Linked DNA regions of Homo sapiens: region 1 is linked to region 2. The links are chromatin contacts, found by Hi-C in ENCODE. All regions are on one chromosome and are shown on one strand. The core of a region is the stretch at or near the end of the contact, and the rest is flanking DNA. Distances in the headings are between cores, read along the strand shown.

What was found. Hi-C counts contacts between places; a loop is a spot of excess contacts on that map.
Region 1: a loop to region 2 is called in a map of tibial artery, with 3 times the contacts of the local background. The contact joins two enhancer-like sites. A Hi-C loop is called at or near these places in 3 of 168 maps with a recorded cell type or tissue (aorta, gastrocnemius medialis and tibial artery).

What each region holds. Positions count from the first base shown.
Region 1 is chr1:208,217,750-208,221,610 of GRCh38, reverse strand. It overlaps PLXNA2 (plexin A2), which reads left to right. Exons shown (of 32, transcript NM_025179.4): 2 at 3,609-3,861. The coding sequence starts at 3,689. The region is part of intron 3 of LOC105372884 (a long non-coding RNA gene); the gene reads right to left. Among named protein-coding and RNA genes, the nearest start is that of PLXNA2, 25 kb to the left of the region's middle. RefSeq lists an enhancer at 1,653-1,947. Within about 2 kb of position 2,115, at least 21 of the 41 ENCODE cell types and tissues checked have a DNase peak (open chromatin) inside an H3K27ac peak, as active enhancers do; they include gastrocnemius medialis and tibial artery, where a contact is called at or near this core.
Region 2 is chr1:207,805,484-207,809,313 of GRCh38, reverse strand. MIR29B2CHG (MIR29B2 and MIR29C host gene) reads left to right here. Exons shown (of 6, transcript NR_135299.1): 5 at 3,217-3,309. Among named protein-coding and RNA genes, the nearest start is that of MIR29B2, 4.9 kb to the right of the region's middle. RefSeq lists an enhancer at 2,448-3,647. Within about 2 kb of position 1,538, at least 25 of the 41 ENCODE cell types and tissues checked have a DNase peak (open chromatin) inside an H3K27ac peak, as active enhancers do; they include gastrocnemius medialis and tibial artery, where a contact is called at or near this core.

The DNA.
Region 1 (3,861 bases), core at 866-3,365, 410 kb before region 2:
AAACCTCCCCTCACTGCAGGAGACTGTGCCTCCTCTTGACTCCAGTGTCCAATGACAGCTGCTCCCAGGCGGGCAGTCCCTGAGTCCTGTGAGATGAATTCACTTGGCTGGTTATCAGGAGTGGCCTGTCCCAAAGCAAATGCTGCATGAGGGTGAGAGGAAAACAGCCCAGCTGGAGTGGTCTGTTTAGAACTACTGGCCTGAAAAAAAAAAAAAAAAAAAAAAAAAACAGAAAAAGAAAAAAGCTCCTGACCTAATCAGCCTCTCCAGGTTGGAGCAAAAAACCTCAGCTGCTATTGGAATCACAGACTCCAGGAACTGAAGGAACTAAGCTTCGAGGTAGCATTTTATCTGAAAAAGGAAATCTTATAGGTTGACTAATTCAAATACCTTTTGTTTTAAGATCAAGAAATAGGCTCATGGAAATGCCAGACTGGTCTAAAGTGAGTGACACTATAATTCATGAGTCACACAGGCAGAATGTGAACCCAGGGTTCCTGAGTCTCCCACCTTTCTTCCTGCCCTGTGACCTCATGCCTTCTAGACATCAGGACGTTTCTCATTCTCAGTCTAACTCTCAGGATCCTGTGTTTCCACCAGCCTTCCTGCAGTCTGCGGAGAGGCTATATTGGGACTTGTGCAGTAGTATGACAAAGAAGATCACCTTGGATCTATTTCTTTCCCCTTGCCACATGCTTCCCAGACTGAGCTCTGTCACTGGGTCGGGGAGGCCTAGGGATCAAAGGCACACCCACAGTGTTCATCTCATTGTGGGTGGGAAAGGAAGAATATAAGCAAAAAGAGAAGTCAAGAGCTGTGGCAGGATTTCAGAAGTGCCATCTCCTGTGGAGTCTTCAAAGACAATAACAGGCCAGGTGCAGTGGCTCACGCCTGTAATCCCAGCACTTTGGGAGGCCAAGGCAGGTGGATCACGAGGTCAGGAGATTGAGAGCAGTGTGACCAACATGGTGAAACCCTGTCTTTACTAAAAATACAAAAAAAAAAAAAAAATTAGGCGGGTGTGGTGGCACGTGCCTGTAGTCCCATCTACTGTGGAGGCTGAGGCAGCAGAATCGCTTGAACCAGGGAGGCGGAGGTCTCAATGAGCTGAGATCATACCACTGCACTCCAGCCTGGGCGACAGAGCAAGACTCTGTCTCAATAATAATAATAATAACAAAAACTAACATAAGTTAAGTGCTCACTGTGTGCCTGCAACCATGCTAAGAGGTTGGTCTCTATATTGTCTCATTTACTGTCATGACAACTTGAAAGGTACATACTGTAGTTATTCCCATTCTACCAGAAAGGGACATGAGACTTGACTTGCCTCAAATCCCAAATTTGTTCCCAGATTCTGTCTAACAACAACAAAAGCCACTCACTATTCAAACTGTGTCTTGGGAGGATACCAAGCAGGGAGGTGAGGTGGCTGATCTTAACCGCATACTAAGTCCTTCCATGTTATCTCTGCTACCAGAACCCCCTTCCTCCCCTCGCGGCTCCTCAAGGAGGAACCACTCTCCACCTGGAACCCAAGGAGATTTTCTTCCCAGCGACAGGGGCAGAGAATGGCCTCTTGCAATTCCCCATCCAGCTGGAGAATTTAAGGATTCTGTTATTTCCTTTCCACAGCTCCTCTTCAGGAATTCACGTCCTGCTACCGGCCTCAGGACATAGCTAAAAATAACCTCTGGTTTCCAAACTGAAAGCCCTGTCTGTTGGGAGGCTTTGCCGGTGTGCGCCTGGGGCCGGAAGGGCTGTGTCGGAGTAGCTGAGGTCAGCCTGAGTCTCATGCCGGTGTTGCCTTCCTCTTTCCAAGGAAGCCCAGGGCCTCATGAGTCACCCCGAACACCCTGGGGGAGTCGGGTTGGAGGAGGGAGTTAGGTGGGACCTACTGTGGCACCACGGTGGCTGCCAGGCCGAGGATGCAGAACTGAACAAGAGGAAGGGTCGTTCCTAAAGAAACTCTAGGGGATTCTCTAAGTGGTGTCTGTTCTAATTATAACCCAATCCAGCCAGAATGGGGAGTTGAGGGAGAAAGGCCTCTCCTAAGCTGCCTTGGAGCAAACTCTCCATCCTTCGGGTGTTTCCATCCCTGCCACCTTATGTGCCCAGAGTTCTGTCTGGACTTGCCTGAGAAGGTTGCTGGATGATCTTCCAGCTGAGAAAAGCTTTCTCTGCCGGACAGCTCGCTGCCTTCTCCTGGTGCCGCAGTCACTTCCCACTGTCCCTCTCCATAAGTCAGGACAGTACCATGATAGTGATGGAACAGGCCCTGCTCTCTGACCTCCAGGTCCTGCTCTCTGACCTCCAGGCTCTGCTCTCTGACTTCCTGCCCCTGGCCCAGACTGCCCCTGGCTACAGGCTGTCCTCAGGAGCCCCACCTTGCCCCTCTGGGCAGCTTCCTTGGAACAGGGAAGAATAAGCACCAAGGCTCTGGAAGTGGAGGAGCCTTAAAGCCTGGGAGTCAGGAGGCAGGGGGAAGAGTAAAGGAGTCAGGGCTAGAGACTGGGCTTCGAGCATGGCCCACTGAGGCCCGCTGGTGATTTCATGGATGCTGAAACAGTCAGGAGGCCCCAGCAGTGCCTGAAATGAGACTGAATCTCACCTCACCACCCTTTGCTGCTCCCCACATTCTCCCAAATCTGGTACCCCTGCCCCAGGTGGCTGAAGCTGGACTCAGCCAGCCAGTAACCCCTAGCAAGGAGACTGGTTCTCTGTGTGTCCTGGCTTCCCATGTGCTCTGCCTGCAGAGAGGCAGAGGTTGAAGCAATTTCCCGAGGACCTGGCTACCTGGCAGCAGCTGGGCGTCCACCTTGAGAAGGATGGGGGAATCTCAAGAGATCTGCCTGTCTCCCGAGGGCTTTTCCGGCTCCGGAATGGCACATGTGGGAATCCCAGTCTTGTTGGCTACAACATTTTTCCCTTTCCTAACAAGTTCTAACAGCTGTTCTAACAGCTAGTGATCAGGGGTTCTTCTTGCTGGAGAAGAAAGGGCTGAGGGCAGAGCAGGGCACTCTCACTCAGGGTGACCAGCTCCTTGCCTCTCTGTGGATAACAGAGCATGAGAAAGTGAAGAGATGCAGCGGAGTGAGGTGATGGAAGTCTAAAATAGGAAGGAATTTTGTGTGCAATATCAGACTCTGGGAGCAGTTGACCTGGAGAGCCTGGGGGAGGGCCTGCCTAACAAGCTTTCAAAAAACAGGAGCGACTTCCACTGGGCTGGGATAAGACGTGCCGGTAGGATAGGGAAGACTGGGTTTAGTCCTAATATCAAATTGACTGGCTGGGTGAACTTCAACAGCCTTTTAACCTCTCTGGGAGATGAAAACGATGGCTTAAGGGGCCAGAAATAGAGATGCTTTGTAAAATAAAATTTTAAAAAAAGCAAGTATTTTATAGCATAAAGGCTAGAGACCAAAATAGATAACAGGATTCCCTGAACATTCCTAAGAGGGAGAAAGTATGTTAAAAATAGAAAAACCAAAATGCAGAAGGAGGAGACTCACAGAGCTAAACCAGGATGGGGACCCTGGGTCAGGCCAGCCTCTTTGCTCCTCCCGGAAATTATTTTTGGTCTGACCACTCTGCCTTGTGTTTTGCAGAATCATGTGAGGGCCAACCGGGGAAGGTGGAGCAGATGAGCACACACAGGAGCCGTCTCCTCACCGCCGCCCCTCTCAGCATGGAACAGAGGCGGCCCTGGCCCCGGGCCCTGGAGGTGGACAGCCGCTCTGTGGTCCTGCTCTCAGTGGTCTGGGTGCTGCTGGCCCCCCCAGCAGCCGGCATGCCTCAGTTCAGCACCTTCCACTCTGAGAATCGTGACTGGACCTTCAACCACTTGACCGTCCACCAAGG
Region 2 (3,830 bases), core at 289-2,788:
GGCAGGGTACACCAATGTGGTCATCGAATCTGGAACTTTGACCTTGTTTCCCTTTGCAGAGAGAACTTCTGGCACTGATCTTATAGGAACTGGTGTTATTTGCATATAAAAAAAGAGAAAGGCATGTTGTCCCTCATCTTTTCCAGGAAAGAGTGCTGAGCTGCTCTAATCCTATGGTGGGGAGGGAGGAGGGCCGTGTAGAGGACGCAAGGCCAGACATGGTTTGCTGGGAAGAAGGTAGGAGGTGGGAGAGGAACATCCCAGGGCAGGCCCACAACTCTGGGAGCCACAGACATTGCCTGCTATACTAAAGGCAAAGGGATGTGTTCAAATAGGCCTACTATTTAGCGGTAACCCACAGTCTGAAATAAATCAGTTAATGGCTAAATGAGAGTTGTATTAAATATGGAAAATCATATTTTTTGTGTGTCATCACCACCTACAGATTTAGCATCAACAGGCCTGAAAGGCTGAGGATGCTGAAATGGGCCCTGTCCGTAAGATCATGCTTATTTTATAATGACTTTTTGTCTCTTTTCATTACTATTTCCCACTCTTATTCCTTAGGTCTACGTGAATATTTATTTATGCAGTTGTGTTATTTCCTTGGGGTACAGTTCTTCCAGTGTCATTGGCATCAATGAATATGTGACTTTGATTTCAAGTGTAAACAAACCACTGGTTCACGGCAGGGACAAGCCATCTCTGAGACAAGGGCTCCAGCAGCTGCCTACAGATGCCCTTCCCCCAATAGCCCTGGACTGTTTCGGCCAGACGCCTGAGACGAGAGTCAAGGGTGTTCTTGCAGGGACCTGCCCAACGCTATGTCATGTGTCCTGCCTGGAGGGTGGTGCTCACACATGCATCTTCCAGCCTTATTAGCTGGTACTGCTTTTCAGCTTGACCCGAGGAGTGGTATTGGAAGTTTGAGACCGTACATCCCTTGCTAGGTGAGAAGGGGGTCAGAGAGGTCAGGCACAGACAGAGAAGGGAACGCAGGCTCCTGGCCACTAGCCTCTCTCAAGACAGGTGAACTTTGTGTTAAGCGAACTCATTTAATATTTTGGGCCTAATAGAAGTTATTTGTATTTTCTCTCCTCTCTTTTCCCTCCTCTCTCTCACTCACCCTCCCCCCACTCCCCAGCCTCCAAAGAATTTAATCTGCTGGACAACAAACAATACTGTTATAAAACTTTGAAAACAAGAGGGCGCGGCCTCCCTGACAAGGAGAAGGGCATGTTGGGTAACGGCCTGAGGGAGCGTGCCAGGCCTGAGATGGAGCCGGGCGAGAGCCCAGTTGGCTGGGTACCTGGGCGCCTGCCCCTGCATAGCCCACTAGCCGCGCCATCCCCAGGCCAGAGGGGAAGGAACCAAAACAAAATGGGGGGCAGAGAAACGCTTGAAAAGGGAAGTTGCACATGTTCCCCTCTCTCTGATCTGATGGGAATGCACTAGACTGTGAAACTTCCTCCTCCACCTCTTCTCCCGAGTCCCTCCCTCCCTCTTACCCTCCTTCCTCCTCTCTCCTCCCTCCTTTCTCCTCCTTCCTCCTCCTGCTACTCACTGTTCTTGAGTCTGGCAGACAGAGGTCCTGATAGCAGAATGAGGCTGGAATAGCACCATAGGTGCAGCTACCAGCTGGGCCAGCCAAAGAGGAAGGAGAGAAAGTGGGCTTGCAGTTGGCTTTGGATTCAAATCTACCCTCTGTCTGGCCCAGCCTCCCTCCATTCTATTAGGGAAGTGGAACTACATCACGCCACAGGGTGTGCCCAGTCCATGTGTGTGGACCAGGTGTGTGCCCAGGTACTGGGGAGAACTGCCACTCAGAGATTAGTTCAGGAAGCACCCTGGGCTTCCTGGTGCCCCCCTTGGGCTGTGCTCTGCTCTGGGGAGAGTGTTTGACTTGTTGAAATGCTCTCTCCTTTGAGATGCTGTGCTCTCCCTCCAGGGAGGAGCAGAGGCTGTGCTGCAAGAGGCTGGGGCATGTCTCTGGAGGAGCTCTTGGGAACAGGAACGTGCTTCTCCCAGCGAGAGCAGCCATGCCGTCTTGTGAGTGTGGTGCCTGGTAGGATACTGCATCTGTTAGTTACTTCCCAGTGGCTGAAGGAAGTGGTCACCAGCTCTGCCTGGGGGAGGTGGGGGAGCTGGGCTTTGGGGCGTCTCCCTCCCTACCTCCAGAGTTAGGTTTCACCTGAGACTGTGGTTTCACTTTTGACTCCATCTTCACTGAGTCAAGCAGATGATTTAGGAATGACCAGGGAGCAGCATTGGTGGTTTGCCTTTGGATCTGCATTGGTTTGGACCCATGAACTCTGTGGTGGGCATTGTGTTTGTGTAATAGACCATTGGTATGCTCATTTTTCCTCTTGCAGAAAGCACTAGCTTTCTTGAAAGCAGTTCAGGGACATGCCCATCCTTCTGTGCCAGAGCTGAGCCCTTCTACTGGGGGAACATGGAGACACGCGAGCTCCAGTCTTCATTCCACTCCTCCTCCTTCCCTTTGCCCTCCACTGTCTCCTGCTGTCCCCCCAGCTCATCCCAGGGGCAGGGTAACCTTGGTGCATCCTCCCATCCAGCCAGCAGTCCCGACCCAGGGCCCCCGTGCCTGGACTGAGTCTGGGGTTTATGTCAGTAGTGTTAAGGGAGGGATGGAAAACTGAACTTTTAGGAGTGCAGCTGCCTAGGAACATAGACCTCCATACCTCTGACGCAGGGGAAACCAGAAAAACCGATGCTGGGTCCACGTAGGCTTGGAAGGCTGTTACTTTTTGCCTTCTTACCTGAATAGGAATTTGAGGGGCACTGTGGGTTTGGAGGATGTGATTCCCACACTGGGGCTCAGGGCCTGGGAAATGCAGTGGTCCCTGGGTTCTGAGTCCTCCTTTGAAGGCCACCCTGCCAGAAAGGAAGAGCCTGATGGAGGTTTCTGGGGACTTTGGGCCAGCCGGTAACTCCATGCTCCCTCTGCTCCACCCTTGGCCCCTCATGTGTATACCATTCCTTTTATCACCCTTCCCTCTGATTCACAGCCCCCACCCTGACAGCTAAAGACAGAATGCCCAGGCTGCTGCCTAGAATGACAGGAAGCTGGACTGCCCTTTCAGTTTATACATGCAATGGCCTGGGACTGTCTCTTGAGGGCAAGACATTCCCCTTTTACAAAAGAGCCTTCCCCAGGCCCCTCTCTCACCAAGATGAGCTCTTCCTTGCTGCCAGGAGCCCTGAAATCAGCATTCCCAGAGGAAAGAAGATGGCCATCTGGGCTTGGCTTCCGGCTCCCCCCATCTGGCTGGAACACACATCAGTCACGTAAGTAGCTGTGACTCAGCACCCAGCACTGCCTTGGCAGAACCTTCCCACGTTCTGGATTTGCACACACTGTGGTAGCGCAGCACAAGCAAGCAGGGTTAGGTAACTGGGGACCAGTGTCTGTTTGTTCAGTGGGTTTGCCTATGGATTTCAGAAAGAAGGATTCCCTCACCTTCCCATTTTCCTCCCATGTTATTTTTTAGGTACCATGCTAGGCTTTAAAGACAAAGCATCATTTATAGAATGAAGTAGAAGCTGTCTTTGCAGTCTCCAAACTATTTTTAACCAACAGCCTATAGATGGTATTTAACCCTCAGGTGTGTTTGGCCTGCACGGGTTTTTGTTTTTGTTTGAGACAGGGTTTCACTCTGTAGCCCAGGCTGGAGTGCAGTGGCACGATATCAGCTTGCTGCAACCTCTGCCTCCCGGGCTCGAGCAGTTCTCATGCCTCAGCCTCCTGAGTAGCTGGGACTACAGGTGCCACCACACCTGGCTAGGGTTATTTTAATGTATCTGATTTT